Regions from separate parts of the Homo sapiens genome. Here region 2 is linked to region 1. The links are chromatin loops, found by intact Hi-C in ENCODE. Cell type or tissue: endothelial cell of umbilical vein. All regions are shown on one strand. Each heading gives the region's core, and the rest is flanking DNA. Links, peaks and the distances in the headings are about the cores only.

What was found. A loop is a pair of places that touch in the nucleus more often than their neighbours do. Peaks named below come from ENCODE experiments on the same cell type or tissue, not always from the same donor. Only the 100,000 strongest peaks of a DNase experiment are listed, where the experiment ranks them.
Region 2: a loop joins it to region 1, with 14 times the contacts of the local background. A loop is called at or near these places in 1 of 110 quality-filtered maps.

What each region holds. Positions count from the first base shown.
Region 1 is chr5:171,661,634-171,671,868 of GRCh38, reverse strand. No RefSeq gene overlaps it. Among named protein-coding and RNA genes, the nearest start is that of SMIM23, 120 kb to the left of the region's middle. RefSeq lists enhancers at 3,044-3,621, 3,622-4,200. In endothelial cell of umbilical vein, for the core only: a CTCF peak has its summit at 3,943; a DNase peak (open chromatin) is centred at 3,898; H3K27ac peaks cover 1,121 bases.
Region 2 is chr5:171,781,845-171,792,079 of GRCh38, reverse strand. It overlaps SMIM23 (small integral membrane protein 23), which reads right to left and starts at 6,263. Exons shown (of 4, transcript NM_001289970.2): 1 at 6,104-6,263; 2 at 1,799-1,850; 3 at 1,531-1,598; 4 at 944-1,285. The coding sequence starts at 6,208. The coding sequence ends at 992. RefSeq lists an enhancer at 10,084-10,235. In endothelial cell of umbilical vein, for the core only: no CTCF peak of the experiment used is centred there; no DNase peak of the experiment used is centred there.

The sequences.
Region 1 (10,235 bases), core at 1,800-6,799:
GCACCTGGAATGCATTTCAGTGCATAGTATGGCATGGAAGGGTCTAACTGCAGGTTTATAAGTTGCAAGAAGTCATTTACACCCCCTTCTACCCCATCCTGAGCTGCTTTTTCTTCTCCAGGCCCCAAAGAAGCAAAGATATTATAAGTGACAAAAAGTATAAGGCTGTGATCATTTTCCCCCAATTGAAGAGATTATTATTGTTGTTGTGCAGAATAGAACATTTACCATGTAGTAGAGTTCTCTTTGTTTTGCACAAATTGTGTCACTGAAATTAGCCATCAGACATCCTCATGGGATAGAAATCATTACCCCTATTTTACAGAGAAGGAAAACTAAGGCTTAAGTGACTTGCTCAAGGTCACACACTGGGGTGATTATTATTTTTTTTCTTTGCGCACCTCACTTTCTTTGCTTATTCATGACCTTGCCTTCTAGCTATTAACTTAAACCATGCTTGTTTTCTTGAAATTAAGGTAGAATGACATTAGATGAATTCACTTTTTTTAAAGCAACTTTGAAATGTTCAAGAGCCCCCAAAGTAGAAAAAGATACTGAAGAGGGTCCAGAAACTCCCAAAAGAGGTTGACACCATCCCATTGTGATATTTTCTGATGCTTCTAGATTTAAACAGATCTCGTCAACAGTCGTATAAACATTCTAGTCTTTTCCCCTTGTCACCTTGGTAATTACCATTGTCACCTTGGTAAACAAGAAGTTTACATGAACTGACTTTTAGGGGAATTAGCTCCAGGTTCCAGAGTCAGGAGCTCATGTGAATCTAAATACATGGGTGATTGCTAGTGATTTGGGTCAGAAGGGGGATTCTCATTTATTTGCCTTCCTGTTTTAGGAAGATTTTCATTTCTGTGAACTTGGAAGACTACCCAGTGAAGGGAAAAAGAAAAGACTGAGCAGAAAGGAGGTGGGAAAATGTGAGTAAACACTGACTCCCCACCGAGAGACCTGCTGGCATGGTACAGTGCCTCTTTGCACCTCAGTGTCCTGTAAAATGGGACTACTGACTGACCCCTGCTTTGCAGAACGAGCCATGGTGAGGATCACCTAAAACAGAACCCAGGCACGCCAGGCACCTGACCCGGTTAAGAGCCATCTCTGCATTCTGTTAGGCACTTCCCACATTGGTACTATGAGGAAAGCCCACCACGAGGATTTGGTGACGTGCCGAGATTGGCCAAGGTGCATATTTAGAAGCAGACTAGAAAAAGCTCCTAAATTAGGAAGGAAAGAGGATGCTAGAGAGGGAAGAAGGAAGACAATCTATTTTGTACCCAAAGGCCCATGTTGGTGTTCTACTCCCCTTCTATAGGTGAGGGAAGAATGAAGGCTGAGGGAAGTGCAGAAGTGAGCTCAGGTTCACAGAGGATTCAGTTCCCGGTCTCTGGGCTACACAGCCTGGGAGGGAGGGGTCTCAGGAAATAAAGGCGGGGGTACATGTAACATGATGACTTGGTCAGGAGTGAAGCACCATCAGGTGGTAAACCCCACAAGGACCCAGGTATCTTGACTCTTAGTAAGGTCACTTGGAGACCTTATGGTTTTCCAAGCCAGAAGAGTGACCAGCTCCGTGAAAGGTTGGGTATAGGAAGTGACCACGCGGCTCAGATCATAGTGCCATGTCCGGGAAATAAATGTGCCTTCTAGGCCAGCAAGGCCCTGATTACACGGCCTTGGCTCAATTAATAGGATAAGCAATAGGTACTTTTAGCTTGGCAAAGTGGTCAAAAACAGGTTGCAAGAATAGTCTGGGCCAAGCCATTCCTCCATAAACTACAAAAGAACCCTAATTTCACAGTTCCTTAGCTTTAAACCAATTTAAGTATATTAAACCCTTCAGCATCTATCATCATGGTAGCTGGGTGGCGGGGGTGGGGGTGGGTACAAGTACAAAGACCAGAGTGAGGATAGAGCAATGTGTGAGAAAAACCTGGATTCTGGTATAGCTCTACTGCCAAGAATATCTCCCTGCCTGGAACAGTTGGAAATGCAAGAGAGTATTTTATGATTTGTCTGTTTGTTTGCCAATTTCAAAGAAATCTTGATGTAGAAAGTTTGAAAAACACATAGAAATATAAAGAAGTAGGAAAAAATCACCCATAATCCAATCATCCAGTAATAACCAGTTTACACTGTGGTATTTTTCTCTCTAGAGTTTCTCTCTGGGCTTTTGTTTTTTAAATAAATGTGATACTTGGCTTGAGACCCATCCACTTCCCAAACTGGATGAGATGAGGCCTGTAACATCCTGAAAATATATATATTTCAGATTGTAAAATGTAATATGCTCATTAGAGAAAATCTAAAAAAATTTCAACAAGGATGAAGAAAATTAAATTAAAATTCCACCACGTAGAGAATTAACATTGGGGTGAATTTCCTTCCCATCTTCTTTCTTTACATTTCTTTGATTATCATACACATGTTTACCTAATTTTGCATTCTACTTTTTTTCCTTAACATTATGTCATGAGCATTTCCTCCCGTTATTGCACATTCTTTCAAGGCTACATAATATTCCTGGGTATGGACATTACCTACCTTATTTAACTCTTCCTTTATAATGAATGTTCGATTTTCTGAGCATTAGTTTTTTTTACAAATGCTTGCCCACAGCTCTTTTATTTCTCTAGGATTGATTCCTTCAGGAGGAATTACTGGGTGAAAGTGGATGAATCTTTTAGAGAATATGAATCTTTTAACACATACTGCTACGTCGTCCTTTGGAAGGGCTGTAACTGGAGCAGTGCAGGGGGGTACCTACTCCATTATACCCTTGATTTAACCTTGAGAGCTCTGCCTGTTTTACTTTGCAAAACGCTATTGCTACTTGAATCATTCCTGAGCTAGGACCCAAAATGGCTACTGCCTTCACTGGGCATGGCTTTGTGACATTAAGTCAGCCAGTTAACTCTTGACTCCATTTCCCCATTCTTACCACGATGTGTTCTTTAAATTCAGATGATTTCAGCTTAAAGTTGGAAATACTGGTTCACATTCCAGCTTCAGCTTTTTAAGATTGTATTTCTTAATCTGCAAAATGGGAATAATACCTAGATTACAGAATAATGATGATTAAAAAACAAAACAAAACATCACAACAACAAAATACGTAAATTGCTTAACACCATGCGCGGCACATAGCAGATGCCCAATGAATATTACAATTATCTTCTTTCCTCTCTTTATCCTCAACATAGAAAGCATTTGAAAAGTCAGGAAAAGTAGCATTAATCTATCAGATTTCTAGTTGAAGAGACCAAAGCTCAGAGAAGTGAAGTAACTTGCCTAAAGTCCTGGTAGCTGGTAAAAGACAGCATGAGGTCCACTCCCAAGATCTAAAAGAGGGGACAGCTGCAGGGCTAAATACGGCCTAGGCATCTGTTTTATTTGGCCCACATAACCAAAAATAAGTAAGAAAATAGGATAAAATTAAATAAAGACAACGTTTAAAAAGAGGAGCTTTTACATCCAGATATGATTTCTGGTTTTTCTTGAGAAACATTCAATCTGGTGACGGGGCTGGTGGAGTCCACTGGTGCCTGTCCCCTTTGCAGAGGCCACGCATTTCCAGTTCTCCAGGTCTACACTGGGTGTCCGTGGGTTTGAGATACTGCGCGGTTCCTGGGTGCACTGGAGTTTGCGACCCCTGCTCTGACCCACTGTGATATTTCAATGTAGGGCTTCTGGCCACCTCCCAGGGTACGCGCTCCCGCTAACCTCAGACGGCGCGGGCCCGGACGCCCGCCCCGAGGCCGGAGAATTGCCCACCGAGCCAGGTCCTGCGGAGGCCCGTTGTAGTCAAAGAATGTGAACGTACATTGTTCTCCGCCCAGCCGCATTCATGCGGGGTGAGCTCACCCTGGCCCGCTGCCTCCTTCCCCCAATCTCTCCAATTAAAAACATATTACCTTCCCGCTCCGCCAGGAGCAGCCCTGGGCCGCAGCTTTATTTTATAAACACATTTAGACAAGTTCAAAAAGGAATGATTCATGCTGGACCTGAGCACTCCTAAAGGCGAGGGCTGCTGAGCATTTTCACAGGGCACGCATCCTGAGCCGGACCAGGCCCGGCCCTCGGGGGGTATCATCTCTCCCGCTCGAAGGCCGGGATTACCTGGATGCAGCTGGAAGGACTTACCCACAAGGCCACCTTTCGGCACTCCCAGCGCAGCCTCAGTCAGGGGTTGCGCCCAGACCAGATCTAGCCACCGGGGGCTCCCGGAGGGGAAGGGCGCAGGCCCTGCCCCTCCCCCGCTGGGAGGCTTCCTCTGATCCCCAATCCTGTCCCCCAACCCCAGTGACCCCTCCTCCTCTCTCCTGAGCGGCTCAGCTCAGAGGCTTCCAGGCCCACCCTACCACCCTGGGTGAATTCCCTCCTTCAACCCACTCCATGCAGCACTCCTGGAGGGTGTACCCTGGAGGGTCTTTTATGCTCTTTCCACAGAGCCAGGCTTAGTGTCTGGCACAAGGAAGGGCACGCGGCAGGTGTCAGATAGAATCACAGTAGCAAGAATGAGGAGCTTGTTGAACAGACAGCATTGAGAGGATGCCAGGCACATACTTAGTAATTTACATCTATTCTTTCATTTAATCATCACAAGCACCCTGTGAAGTAGGTGCTGTTTGTGACAAGGCCATTTCACAGATGAGGAAATTAAAGAGTGGCGGGATTCGGTTTCAGCTGGACTTTACCTACAGGGTTAGCCTTAGCTGTCAGAAGTGAAAGAGCCCATTGGCCATTTGATCTTGTCACTTGACTTGACAGGTCTACAAACGGAGGCCTGGACAGGGAAAGACGTCCCTGAGACTATAAAGGATGGCGTAGCCTCAGCAGGAGACCCAGCTCCCTGCCTCTGTGGGGCACCACGTCGTGCCAGCCCCTGGCATCACGCCTGACACATAGTACGAATTCAGTGGATATTTCTGAAGGAGTGAATTTTTTGTGACACTCCCCCTCAGACCTCAGTTACCCCGACTGTATCTTACTCATATCTGAATCCCCAGTGTCCAACATCAGACCTAGAACAAAGTAGGTTCTCTAAGGATATCTGTTGAAGCAATGGATCAGCGTCTGATTGTGCCATTAGCCACTGCACTTTAATCCTTCATTATTAGTTTACAGTTACTGGGTTATTAATTTTCTCTCCTCAACTGAAGGGTAAACATGGGATCTTCTCCCTCCTTCATAGGCACGGCTATGCTTGGCACACAGAGGTGCTAATTCCATGGATGATCACTCACTGGTTCTTGCCCTCATTACTCTCTATTGAGCACCTACTATGTGCCAGGCACTGTGCCAGGTTCTGGCCAAGAGGTGTGATACAAAGGCAAGTCCAACCATGACCCACCCCCAGGAATGACCACGGTAGCATCCCGCAGCAGCTGTCTCTGCTGGTGCTCACTGTGACCATGATGGGTGGGACTGTGGGGGCCTCGTCTAACTTCAGAGGAGTCTGGGATGAGGAAGTTGTCTGAAGTCCTTGGTCTTCTCTGCCCATTCTTCACCAGTCTTCCTAACCCCAGTCAGTCCAGTGGTGCCAATCACCAGGAGCAGGAAGTTGCCAACTGTATTCTGCTCATTGATCCAGTCACTCAACAAACCTTTATTAAGTGTCCACTGTGTGCCAAGTCCTGTAGTTGTAAGAAATAGACTGCACTTGGCTGGGCACGGTGGCTCATGCCTATAATCCCAGCACTTTGGGAGGCTGAGGTGAACGGATTGCTTGAGCTCAGGAGTTCAAGACCAGCCTAGGCAACATGGTGAAACCCCGTCTCTACTAAAAATGCAAAGATTAGCTGGGCATGGTGGCACATGCATGTGGTCCCAGCTACTTCACGGGGCTGAGGCTGGAGGATCTCCTGAGCCTTGGGAGGTGATTGTGCCACTGTACTCCAGCCTGGGAGACAGAGACCCTGTCTCAAAAAAAAAAAAAAAAAAAAAAGGAAAAGAAAAAAGAAAGGCAGAAATAGCCCACAGTCAGGAGCAACCTTGCCAGAAGTGTCTGTATTCATTAGAAGGCTCATGGGGCCAAGTGAGAAAACGTAGGTTCAGGCAAAGGGGGAACTGATGAGCACCTATCATCAAACACAGGGACGGCCTCAAGCACTGCAAAGAGTCTTTCTCTATATATCATATCTTTGCCTCTTCTTCTTAGGGCTGGCCTTTTTTCCCTTGTCACAATAAGATCATGGCCACTGTCAATATTAGGGCTCAGGATTCCCAACTTCACCCCCTTATCAGTCTAAATAGAAAATCCCCAGGGAAGCTGAAAACAGAAGAGAAGGTGCTGCTCCAATAACATAACAGAGTGGGTGACAATAAGCCTGTTTCTAGGTCATCCTTTTAGTGTCCTTGGCCTGTTTCATCTTGATTCCTATATCTAAGAGCCTGATTCATAGATGATTTGATGGTGAGGTGAATGAGTTACATGATTTTGGTTGTAAGTAGATTTTCTAAAAATAATTGTTGTTGGGAAGGGTATTCAAGAGCTCTCATAGAATTCAAAGACGCACAGAACAATGAGTCACAGAAAAGAAGGACCCCAGTGGCCACAGGTCTTCCATGCTTGGGGTTCACAGAACCTTTTCCTTATAGCATCGCCCTTTATGGGATTCACCTCCAACAACAACCAGGCTCAGTAGTTCCAGCAACTACCAGTTCAGTTCCAAATGTCAGATCCATGGGGAACAATTGGAATTGGCCTGGTGTGGGTCACTTGCTCATTGTATGCCAAAGAGCAGGTTCAAGAGGTCGGGTCACATTGTACTAATATGACAACTCTTATCGGAGCCCTGGGTGGAGGGTGAAGCCCAGGTGATGGTTTCCAGAAGATGGTGATGAGCAACCAAGCCACAGAAAGCACTGGCTGGCAGGGGGCACCCTGATTTTGGGTCAAAGCTCTTCCATTGGGAAAATCCAGGTTGCCTGCCTTCCAGGGAAACCACTTGGCTTAGAGGAATCAACAGGGGTTTGGGAGTCGGAATTGGATATAAATCCTTGTTCCACCACTTCCTAGGTGTGTGACCTTGAAGATATGACTTCCCCTCTCTGAGCCTGTTTCCTCGGGTATAGAACGGAAGTAATAATGCCTCCTTTGTGAAGGGCGATGTGGGAATTGAATATATCCAACATATTAGGTGCCTGGAGCCTGGTAAATGCTGAATAAGCAAGTTGACTTATTTTCCCTCTCAAGGATTTTGTGTTTGTGACAATGAATATACTTGACATCTGAAACAAGAAGACATAACACTCAAATTCAAATGCTTCCAGAAGCCTGACAGTGACATAAATGAATTAAGAGGGCCCAGTGTAAGGAAAGGCCAAGCAAGGGAAGTGACACTGAGCTCAATGACTTGAAGCAGTAGGGAAAGAGGCACAGCAGAGAGCATGCACCTTATACAGGCTGTAGCCATGACCCTTCCAGCCAAGTGCTGCCATGCAGGAAGGTGCAGCCCGTGTTGTCAGATCTTTGAGGTTTTAAGGAAAAGTTAGAAATCAGATTTTCATAGGAAATTTTCTAACTTTTAAATATTGGCAACGAATTCAAAACTTTAAAAATTAGTAACATCAAGAGAATGGAAAAACTACAGACTAGGAGGAAATATTTGCAAAAGATATATCTGATAAAGATATCAGATTATTAATCCAAACTATACAGAGAACTCATACAACTCAACAATAAGAAAATGAACAACCAATTAAAAAATGGGGAAAGATCCGAACAGATACCTCACCAGAGAAAATATACAGATGGCAAATAAGCATACGAAAAGATGTTCCACATCATATGTCATTAGGGAATTGCAAGTTAAACAACAATGAGATACCACTAACTGCCTATGCGAATGGCTAAAATCCAAAACACTGACAACAACAAATGTTGGCGAGGATGTGCGGCAGCAGGAAGTCTCATTCATGGCTGGTGGAAATGCAAAATGGTACAGCCCCTTTGGAAGACAGTTTGTCAGCTTCTTACAAACCAAACATACTCTTACCATACGATCCAACAATTGCACTCCTTGGTATTTACTCAAAGCAGATCCAAACTAACGTCCTCACAAAAGCCTGCATGTTTACAGCAGCTTTGTTCATAACTGCCAAAACGTAGAAGCAACCAGATGCCCTTCAATAGGTGAGTGGATACATAAACTGTGGTACATCCAGACAATGAAATATTATTCAGTGCTAAAAAAAAAAAAAAGAGCTATCAAGCCATGAAAAGATAGGGAGGAAACTTAAATGCATATTACTAAGTGAAAGAAGCCAATTTGAAAAGGCTACATACGGTATGATTCCAAGGGAATGACATTCAGGAAAAGGCAAAACTCTGGAGACGGTAAAAAGATTACTGGCTGCCAGGAATTAAAGGGAGGGAAGGAGGGATGAATATGTGGAGCACAAAGGACCTTTAGGGAAGTGAAATGCCTCCACATGATAGTGTAATAGGGAATACATGTCACTGTATATCTGTCCAGACCCATACAATGTCCAACACCAAGAGTGAGCCTTAATGTAATCTATGGTCTCTGGGTGATACATCAGTGTCAGGGTAGATTCATCAGTTGTAACTAATGTACCCTCTAGTGGGGACATTGATAACGGGGGAGGATATGCGTGTGTTGGGGCAGCGGAATAAGGAAAATCTCTGTACCTGCCTCTCCATTTTGCTGTGAACCTAAAACTGCTCCAAAAAATCAAATCTATTAATTAAAAAAAAAAAAAGGATAGGCTGGGTGTGGTGGCTCCCACTTGTAATCCCAGCATCTTGGGATGCCAAGGTGGGTGGATCACCTGAGGTCAGGAGTTCGAGACCAGCCTGACCAATATGGTGAAACCCCGTCTCTACTAAAAATACAAAAATTAGCCAGGCATGGTGGTGTGCACCTGTGGTCCCAGCCACTTGGGAGGCTGAGACAGGAGAATCACTTGAACGCAGAAGGTGGAGGTTGCAGTGAGCCGAGATCCCGTCACTGCACTCCCACCTAGAGTACAAAGAGAGACTCTGTCTCAAAAAAAAAAAAAAAAAAAAGTAACAACCTACCTATGGGCTGGATTTGATCTGAGGACCCTTGGGCTGCCAGTGTATGATTCCTGAGAAACAGAGCCCACCTTCTCAAAGCCAAGCACCACCTGGTTTCAGGACTTCATCTTTCCAACCTGGTACGCATATTAGGTGAAAGTGTCTTCACATTTCTAGGTTGTAGTCACCACCAGAGATGCCTGTACCTGCCCATCAGATGTTTTAATTAGCACAAAATAATAAAAGTGGCCATATGGAGGTAAAGCAGTTCTAGGCCCCAGCCCAGGCAACCTGCCTGGAGTTCAGTGACAGTCCTTAGGTTCTGGAATAAAGAACAGTGGAAGACCTCATCACTGCCTTCTTAACCTGAATGTCTAGCCTGGAATGTCTGTGGTAATTAAGGGAAAAAAAGAGAATCATGAGAGGGGACTCGAGGGTCAGACAGGGAAGATCCTCCTTAATCCCAGTTATGGAGACAGTGGACCTGGTCCTGCTGCTTGGAGCCCTGTGGAGGGAGTGGTGTTGGTGGCCCGTGGTGTAGGGGTGGATGCTGCTTAGGGAACCACCATGAAGCTGACTGGAAGGCTTTGTAGGATCCTGAGCAAAGACCAACACACTCTGCCCCCCACTAAGTTACTTCGGCCTGGGTCTCAAAATTACACCAAAGCACTGCTTCAGTCAGGTGACCAAGGTCAATATCAGCATCACCAATCACACTGACAGCATGTACTCTTAATAAGACGTGATGAAAGTGGCACTTTACCTCTGTGATCTTTTTCTCAAAAACCCCAGTCAAATTACCAGAAAAATATCAGGCAAATACCAATAGAGGGGCATCCTACAAAGTGCCTGACCAGAACTTACCAAACTGTCAAGGTCATCAGAAGTAAAGAAAGTCTGGGGGAAACTATCACAGCCAAGAGGAACCTGAGGAGACATAACGACGAAATGTTGATGATGAAATGCGATATGATGACCTGCATAGGGTCCTGGAACAGAAAGAGAACGTTAGGTAAAAACTAAGGAAGTCTGAGTAAACTATGAGCTTTAGTTAATAATATAAACTATGAGCTTTAGTCAATCATATAGTGTCAACATTGGTTTACTAATTGTAACAAATGAACAGCATTAATGTGTGATGTTAAAAGGGGAGGCTGCGCAGGTGTTGGCGGGAGAAGAGGTGATAGACAAGAAC
Region 2 (10,235 bases), core at 1,876-6,875, 120 kb before region 1:
CAGCAGATTCAGTGTCTGGTGAGCACTTATTCCTCATAAAAGGGAACTTCTAGCTGTGTCCTCACATGGTGGAAGGGGCAAACAGGCTCCTCAAGCCTCTATTATTAATATAATGGCACTAATCTCACTAATGAGGGGAGAATCCTCATGACCTAATCACCTCCGAAAGGCTCCAGCTCTTAACACTGTCACATTGAGTATTAGGTTCCAATATATGCATTTTGGGGGTCACCCATATTCACACCATAGTAGAAAGCTTCCTCATTCTCTTTTATAGCTACATGATTGTTCATTGTCTGGCTGTACCATAACTTATATAACCAGAGCCCTCCTGGTATCATTTGGGTTGCTTCCATTTTTTTGCTACTGCAAATAAAGCTGGGGTGAATAATCTTATACACATGTAATTTCATGTGTGGGCAAATGCAGCTGTGGGATAAATTCCTTGAAGCAGATTGTTGGGTCAAAGAGAAAATGCATTTGTAAATTTGATAGCTATCACCAAATAGAGATTTTAGGAACGTATACTTCCACCAGCAGAGTCAGAGGGTTGAATGCCGCATAATAGCCACACACTTAGCCAGAGCTAGTATCCTCTTACCACACTCCAGGGAGGAAGGAAAAGGCATGTGAGAAAGGAAGAGCTATTTATCCGATACCTGCTCTGTGCCAGACGCACTCTGTATACACACCCTACATACATTGTCTTCCTATAAGGCAAAGTGTGTTTCCCCGATTTTTATATGTGAGGAAACTGAGTCTCAGGTTAAGGAAATTTACACAACGTCTCAAGAAAGTAGAAGAGTCCTGAACCTATGGCTGGCTCTGAAGCCCGTGTTTGTTCCAGGGGGCCACGTCATGGTGCCAGGGAGAATATCTCAGCCGGGCTCTGGTGTTCCGCCAACGCTGTTTCTGTCAGCATTCATGAATGTGAACAGCGGACTTCATTTCCCAACTACTTTATTTTCTTGCCTGACTGGAACTTCAAGAGTCAGAGCTCTGCCCCGCTTAGAGAAATCTCTAGCAACCCCTCCCCACCTTTGTGCTCTCTCCCCAGGGCCCAGGCCCACTCCCACAAGTGACTTTTATATGTGGAGCAGTGCTCCTCCTGGTGTGGCTCTCCCAGAAGAGCATCCAGCCACAGTTCCAGGTCCCACGCTAGCTGCTCCAGCTGCTGCACCTCTTCCTCTAACTTCTCCGAGAAGACATGCAACTTCTCCTTCAGCCAGTTCCTGATGGTCTTTATCGGTTCTTCTGAGGGCTCGTTGGTCTGATATTCAAGCCCCTGGAAGGCAGACACAGAAGTGGCATCCTGTGCTTTCTCAGATAGGACCCTCCTCCCCATCCCCACTGGTTTCAAAAAGATCCCTGGGCCTTTGCACATGCTACTCATTGTGCTCGTAGTACCTGTTCCCACCTTCTGCACTTGACAAGCGACTACTTATCTTTCATGACCCATGTTGCCAATGACACCTCCTCTGGAAAGCCTTCCCAGATTGCCTCACCTCAGTACCTTGCTGGACATGTTACCTGGGGAACTGCAAGATTCTGGTAGTAGTTACATTCTCTGATCCTTTCTGACACCTCCCAACTGCTTCCTGAAACAGGCACAAACATCACCTCTGAAGAGCAAATGAGCACTAATTGAAATAAACATGGTTAGTTATCCCAGTGTGATGAAGGGTCAGTGGGAGAAGGTGGGTTATGGAGGTCCCCTTAACATACAACCATCTTTGGAACACTCCACCAAGCTTCATGTGGATTTGGTTCCTTCTTTCTCAGATTCCAGAATGCTCACCCCATATCTCTGTGCTCAAGTACAGCACCAAGATCAGCAATGCCAACAGCGTCTAGGGTGCAAGAAGAGGAAGAGGAGGAAGAACATGAGGATGAATTCTCTCCAGGTCCCCCTGCTTCCATCACAAAGGGCCAGACATGGGAATGCTTATAAGACAGTTTTTTGAGTTTAACTTTTGTTCTAGTTATCTAAGTCACACTTACTTACTACAAAACTCCCAAACTTTGAAGAAATAGATAACACTGCAACTTACTGATGTTCAATTTGCATTTTCTCTCATGTAAACATTTTTCATTTTAATTGATCTTGAAAAGGAATCAACTTCATTGTGGTATAATTTACATATAATAAAACGCACACATTTAAAATGTATAGTCTGATGAGTCTGATGAGTATTGATGAATGTCTATACCTGTAGACTATCACCCCAATCAAGATGTAGAGCATTTCCGTCATCTTAGAAAGTTTCCTTTTGCAGTCAATTCCATCCTCACTCCTGCCCTGCCTGGAGAGAACCATTAATCTGTTTTCTGTCACTGTGAGTAGTTTTGCCTGTTCCATAACCTTGTATAAGTGGAATTACACAGTGTGTGTGCTTTTGCATTTAGTTTCTTTTGCTTAAGACAATGTTTTCGAAATGCCTCTATTTTTTTGTGCTCAATTTTATTGATGAGTATATTGTGTATTTTATTGATGAGTATTTATTTTATATGAACATAGAATATTGCACAATCAGTCTCTTTACCTGTTGATGGACTTTTGGCTTGTTTCCAGTTTGGGGCTATTATGAATAAAAGTGCTATGAACACTCATATACAATTCCTTATGTGAACATATGTTCACATTTCTCTTGGGTTAATATTCAGAAATGCAAATGCTGGGTTATATGGTAAATGTATGTTTAATTTTATAAGAAACCACCAATGACTTTTCTTTACCCACTGAGCAACTATATGTGTCCCCATTTTTGTGGTAAATTGCATTAATTGTGTTTTAAATATTGAGCCAAATGAGCTTCTTCAGTAAACTCTAGTTGTTCATGATGCATTAGCTAGCCTTTTTATATATCATGTGATTTGATAAGCTACTATTTTGTTGAGATTTCTTACCTCTATATTCAGAAGAGATTGGTTTAAAATTGTTTCTAGGCCAGGCGCGGTGGCGCACGCCTGTAATCCTAACACTTTGGGAGGCCGTGGTGATCACCTGAGGTCAAGAGTTCGAAACCAGCCTGGCCAACATGGCGAAACCCCGTCTCTACTAAAAATGCAAAAATTAGCTGGCCATGGTGGCCGGTGCCTGTAATTCCAGCTACTCGGGAGGCTGAGGCAGGAGCATCGCTTGAGCCTGGGAGGCGGAGGTTGCAGTGAGCCAAGATTGCGCCACTGCACTCCAGTCTGGGTGACAGAGCAAGAATCTGTCTCAAAAAAAATTTTTTTTTCTACACGTTTGTCAAGTTTTGGTATCAAGATTTTGTTGCCCCCTTAAAATGAGTTGGTAAGAACTCCCTCCTCCTCTATTTTATGAAATAATTTGTGTAAGATTGGTATTATTTTCATCTCAAAGGATTGATAAAATTTATTGGTGAAAACTTTTGGGCCTGTAGTTATTAAGACTATTTCTTCTTGAGTCAATTTTGTAAGTTGTACTGCCAAGGAAGATTTGTCCATTTCACCTAAGTTAAATGTATTGGCATCAAATTGTTCCTAATATTACCTTAATATTCTTTTAATGCCTGTAAGAGTCATGATAATAATCCTCTTTTATTCTTTTTAAAAAATATATATAAAGAAAAGAGGTCAAGAGAGGAAACAAGAGACCTCTTTCATTCTTGATATTGGTAACTTGTGTTTTCTTTCTATGTATGTTTTTTGTTGAGTCTATTTAGAAGTTTTCCAATTCTTAATTTAATTTTACCAATTAAAAATGGTTATTAATTTTATTGTTTGTCTGCTTTACATTTCATTAATTTCTGATTTTGTCTTTATTATTTATTTCTTTATACTATTGAGTTTAATTCTTCTTTTTCTGCTAATGTGGAAATTTTGACCATGGCTTTTAAAGTTTTCTTGTTTTTCAAATATGTGTGTGTGTGTGTGTGTGTGTGTTTGTGTGTGTGTGCATATTGACTGACATTGAATTTTCCCCAAACTCACTAGATGTTGGCTGAGTCAGATCTAGTTTGCCTTAAAGAAAGAATAAATTTCTTACACACCCAAGTATGTGAAGTGACATTTAGACCCAGTACTAAACAAGGAAGATGAAAGATGTGTCTAACTTGCCTCTTCCCCAGATAATTTTCTTTATAATACTAGCAACTACATTACTATTAACTTAAAAAAAAAATGTTACATAGCAACAACTGGTTGAGTTTCACAGACACAATGATAAGAGAAAGAAGTCAGACACAAAGGTATACATGGTATGATTCCATTTACATGAAATTCAAGAACATAGAAAACTCAGCTATGATGACACAAATCAGAATCACTGCTATGAAGGGTGGGATGCCAGGTGGGCGGAGCCCCAAAAGAGCCTCCCTCAGTGCTAGAAATGTTCCATAGTTTGATCTGTGTGTACACCCAATGCAAAATCATCACACTGTACATGTAATATTAGGGTCCTTTTTCTTTTCTTAACAATATTCTTTAGGAATCTTTTCATGGAAGACACACACTAATTGTCACAATCTTTAAAATGGCTGATGAGTTTTCGTGGCCTGGAAGCTCTTCTATGTGTCTAACCAGTCCTCTATCAATGTATTTTACAGGTTGATTTCTTCCCCGGCATTCTTGCTGCTGGTTTCCATACTGTGCTGCATGGAGGCAAAGGGAGGAACATGGACTAGGATTGAGTTTGAGTCCTTTTCCTTGTGTCGTCTTGGGGCCTGAGCCAAATAATTTCTCTGAGCCTCAGTTTCTTCATCTGTAAAATGGATTTTGAAATACACTGCAAAGTCTTTCAAAAAAGAAGAAGTGGCTCACACCTGTAATCCCAGCACTTTGGGAGGCGGAGGCGGGTGGATCATGAGGTCAGGAGTTCGAGACCAGCCTGGCCAATATGGCGAAACCCTGTCTCTACTAAAAATACAAAAATTAACTGGGTGTGGTGGCGGGCGCCTGTAGTCCCAGCTGCTCGGGAGGCTGAGGCAGTAGAATCACTTGAACCCAGGAGGAGGAGGTTGCAGTGAGCCAAGATCGCACTGTTGTACTCCAGCCTGGTGACAGAGCGAGGCTCCGTCTCAGAAAAAAAAAAAAAAAAAAAAAAAAAAAAAAAAGGAAACAATGGGACTCTGGTAGAATCAAGGTGGGAAATGCTGTGGTAAACAAAGCTATGCAGACTTCTTTGTTGCAGGACTTCTCAGAGCCTTCCTTACGTGAATGAGCAGCGTCAGTCTTCAGGAGGGGATGCGGGTATGCAGCCTTCCCCAAGCCACAGAATTCTGTAAAGAATGTTTCTAAAAGGAGCATTCCTGGGGTCTGGTGTCTATGGAACACTTTTTAGGAAAAGCCGCAGCATGATGGGTGCCCATGAAGGCCCCTGTTATACGCTACAAGGTCCAGCATATAGAAGGCGCTCGGTGCATGTATAGTAAATTAATGAGTGAACAAGTCTTTTGAAAACAGAGACAGCAGAGCTCATTCATTCATTGCTCTGCTTAAAACCCGTCAACAGCTTCTTCTTATCCTCAGAATAAACCCTTGCTCAGGGTTCTCATAGCAGATGAACCTGGTTTCAGGGAGTTCTAAAATCAGATGGATGTGTTTTCAAATCCTGATATGTCCCAGTTGTACGGCCCTTTTGCCTTTCTGGGCCTCAGATTACCCTCTGTGAACGAGGTTGATAGCATCTAAGAGATGGGGTGTGGATGCACCAGGCTGTGTGCAGCAAGCATTAATGTTTTCCATTTTGACGAAATCCCACATGAGTTTTGAATTTCAGCCCTGAGAATGAATCCTCCAGGAGCGCTCCAATTCAGGAGTATTATCAGTTCATTCGTTCATTCAGCATCTACTTGGCACCAAGCACCATGCTAGGCACTAGGGATTCAGCAGGGAACTAAACAAAAAGCCCAGTCCTCCTGGAACATACCTTCTGCTGGCAGTGCTGAGAATTTAATAAGACAGTGTCAGTGATGGCCCCGGCAAGAAGTGCCTAGGCCCCTAAACTGTGCTCCATCAGAGTGGGATCCAGGGACGGTTGGGTCCAAGATTCATTCCGGGCTTTGAGGGACTTCTAGTCTGTCTGGAGTGGCAAAAGGAGCCCAGATGGGAGGAAAGCAGCATGTACCTGGCCTGGCCTCACCTGCTTCTCGTCATCACAGTGGCTGCCCCTTCTCCGTTCAAGCAGCTGGGCTGCCACCTGCTCTGCTGCCACCTGCCTTCTGCTGTCCACTTGCTGGGTTGCCATGGCCTCAGATCTGGCTGCCTGGGTGGACCACACTCAACAGACAGAAGGGCACCCTTCCCCTCCCCCACCTGTGGTCACCAGGCATCCTGCAAACATTGAGTTCTGATGTCACAGAAGGTAGGGACAGCAAGGTTCCCACCTTTCCACCACCCTGATTTTTAGTCCCTTCCCTCATTTTTATTTTTCACATGAGTGTAGAAAACAAAGATCAGGAAGAAATGCATCAAAAGATTATGTTTCAGGATGATGATTTTTCTGATTATTTTCTTCTATATTTGCAAGTTTTTAATAAAAATGCTAATTCTAAAATATAAAAACAATAGTTTGGGTGCAGTGGCTCACACCTGTAATCCCTAGCACTTTGGGAGGCTGAGGCTGGAGGATTGCTTGAGTCCAGAAGTTTGAGACTAGCCTGGGCAACATGGTGAGACCATGTCTCTATTTTTAAAAAATTACAAAAAAAAAAAAAACAATAAAAGCTATTTTTAATTGAAAAATGTATGGAGATAATTGTGGATTCACATGCAGTTGTAAGAAACAATACAGAGAGATCCTGTGTACCCTCTATGAATTTTTCCCCCAGTGGTACAGTAATATCCTGCCTCACTGCAGTAGGAGATCACAGCCTGGATGTGGACATTGATACACTCTACCAATCTTACGCAGACTTCCCCAGTGTTACTTGTTCTCATTTGTGTGTGTGTGTGTGTGTGTTTAATTCTAAACAATTTTGTGTAGGTTTGCTTACTTAGGACAATAGTCAAGACACAGAAGAGTTTCAAAACTACAAGGGGCTTTGTGCTGCTTCGTGATGGCTGCTGCCTCCCGACCCCACCCACACTGTCCTTAACTCCTGGAAATCACTCATCTGCTCTCTCTTTCTAAAATTTGTTTATTCCAAATGCTACATAAATGGAATGAAACAGTATTTAACCTTTGGGGATTGGCTTTAAAAAAAAACATAGTATAATTCCCTGGAAATTCATCCAATTTGTTGCATGTATCAGTAGTTCATTCTTTTTGACTGCTGTGTAGTATTTTGTGATATGTGTATGCCATAATGAAGGACACGTTCCAAACCTGTTCAAAACCCAGCTGCCTCCAGTTTTTGACTCTTGCGAGTAAAGGTGATATGAACATGCTTGTACATGTTTTTGGGTAAACGTAAGTTTCATTTGTCTGGGATAAATGCCTGAGAGTGCAGTTGCTGGGCCATAGCATCATGGCATGATAGTTTTATAAGAAATTGTCAAACTGTTTTCCAGAATGGCTGTGCCATTGTACATTCTCATTAACAGTGTATGAGTGATTTGGTTTCTCCTCATCCCCACCAATATCTGTTTACACTATTTGTTCTTTTTTTTTTTGAGACAGAGTCTCACTCTGTCGCCCAAGCTGGAGTGCAGTGGCACGATCTCGGCTCACTGCAAGCTCTGCCTCCCGGGTTCACGCCATCCTCCTGCCTCTGCCTCCCGAGTATCTGGGACTACAGGCACCCGCCACCACACCCGGCTAATTTTTTGTATTTTTAGTAGAGATGGGATTTCACCGTGTTAGCCAGGATGGTCTTGATCTCCTGACCTTGTGATCCGCTTGCCTCGGCCTCCCAAAGTGCTGGGATTACAGGCGTGAGCCACTGCACCCGGCTGTTTTCACTATTTTTTAATTTAACCATTTTGACAGGTGTTTAGTAACATCTCATTGTGGTTTTAATGTGTATTTCCCTGATAGCTAATGATGTTTAACATCTTTTCTTTTTTTTAAATTTTATTAAGCAATTTTTTATTATTTTGCTGGAGACAGTGTCTTGCTATGTTTCCCAGGCTGGTCTTGAACTTCTGGGCTCAAGCAATCCTCCCACCTCGGGCTCCCAAAGTGCTGCGATTACCGGTGTGAGCCACCATGCCCTGCCCGAACGTCTTTTCATATTAGCTTATTTGCCATCTGCACCCCTTCCTCAGTGGAACATTTGTTCCTGTCTTTTGCCCATTTACTAATTGGATTGGTTTTGCTACAGTTGAGTTTTGAGACAGTTCTTTGCTCATTTTAGATACTAGTCCTTCTTAGGATATATGGTTTGCAAATTATTTTCTCCCAGTCTGTGGCTTATCTTTTCAACTTCATCACATGGACTTTTGCAGATAAAATGTTTTATGTTTTGATCCAGTCTATCACTTTTTCTTTTATGAATTGTGCTCTTTCATGGCAAGTCTAAGAACTCTTCACCTAGCCCTAGGTTCCGAAGATTTTCTCCTATTTTTGTTTTTTTGGTTGTATAGCTTTACGCTTCACATTTCAGCCCATGATTCATTTGGAATCAATTTTTGTATAAAGTGTGGAGTTTAAGGTTAATTTTTTTGCTTATGGATGTCCAGTTGCTCCAGGACCATTTGTTCTGTATTCTGTTTCATTGATCTATGTATCTGTCCCTGCATCAATACCACACTGTCTTGACTGCTGTAGCTTTACGGTGAGCCTTAATAGCAAGTAGAGTGATTTTTCCCACTTTGTTTTTCTTTGTCAAGATTGTTTCAGCTCTCACAGGGCTTATGCCTTTCCATATAAACTTCATAACAAAATACTTTGCCAGCTGGGATTGTGATAGGAATTGCATCACACCTATGAATCACTTTGGGGAGAATTATCATATTTACTATGTGGTGTCTTCTATCCCAGGAACACAGTATGCTTCTTCATTTATTTAGGTCTTCCGTTTCATTTGTTTTTTAACCAGCACTTTGTAATTTTTGGCATATAGCTTTTGTACATGTTTTGTTAGGTATATACCTAAATATTTCATATTCTTTGGACTTTCCTTATACTTTAAAAGCCCCCATGTGCCAAACAAATTTCATGTGTTAAGAAATCATCAATGTTCCACATTTTGTGAATTAACTTTACCAAAGTTCCACATACAGAGCTCTGACTGGCACCCAGATAACTTACATACGGAGGCCGGCTATACACTAGGCATTTCACTAGATTACTTTACTACAGCTTCTCTAGGCTATTAATTCTGTGGGTAGTGGGGAATTAAATCTGTCTTACTAAACATTGCATTTCTGATGCCCCTTACGCAGCCCGTTACATAGTAAATGTTCAGTAAAAATACCTGTTGAAAGGATGAATAATGAACGGTCTCAAACTGCAGGCTCTGAGAGGCCAGGAACTTTGTCTGGTGAATACATTTTTGTATTCACAGTACTTGGCTCAGTAAATATTTGCCGAATGAGTAAAGCAGGTGGTATGATTTTTACGTTTTGAAGAAGCCGAGGTCCGGGGTGGCTAGGGAAGGGTATCGGAATTAGTGGGTGTCATGAACGAAGTACCTACTGTGCGCCTGACCCAGGGTAAGTCCCTTCCACACGTTATTTCATCTAATTCTCCTAACTGCCCGGCAAGGCCGGCACTGTTAGTTTCTGTTGGGAACGTTACTCTCCTTACCCAGTGGCACATACCCTGCCTTAGTATGGGTCTATTTAACTCCAACGTCTTCTCGTTTACCACAAGGAGTTAATGTAGTTTCAGCTAAAAACAAAGAAAGTGGCCATTCTTGTCTTTTGTGGCTTCACTGTCCGTAAGTAGATGTGAGATTTCCATTAGACTTTTTGAATATCCAACATAACCATCTTCCCTCCTGTCCTTCTGTGTCCAGAGTTTGTTCCTTTAGTGGCTTCACCGTCTCGCTGACTTCAAGAATGAAGCTGCAAACCCTCACGGTGAGTGTTACAGCTCTTGAAGGTGGTGGACCGAAAGAGTGAGCAGCAGCAAGATTTACTGTGAAGAGCGAAACAACAAAGCTTCCACAACCTAGAAAGGTACCTAAGCAGGTTGCCACTGCTGGCTGCAGAGGCCAGCTTTTATTCCCTTATTTGTCCCCGCCCACATCCTGCTGATTGGTCCATTTTACAGAGTGCTGATTGGGCCATTTACATCTTTTAACTAGACACAGAGCACTGACTGTGCATTTTTTACAGAGTGCTGATTGGTGCATTTACAATCCTTTAGCTAGACACAGAGTGCTGAT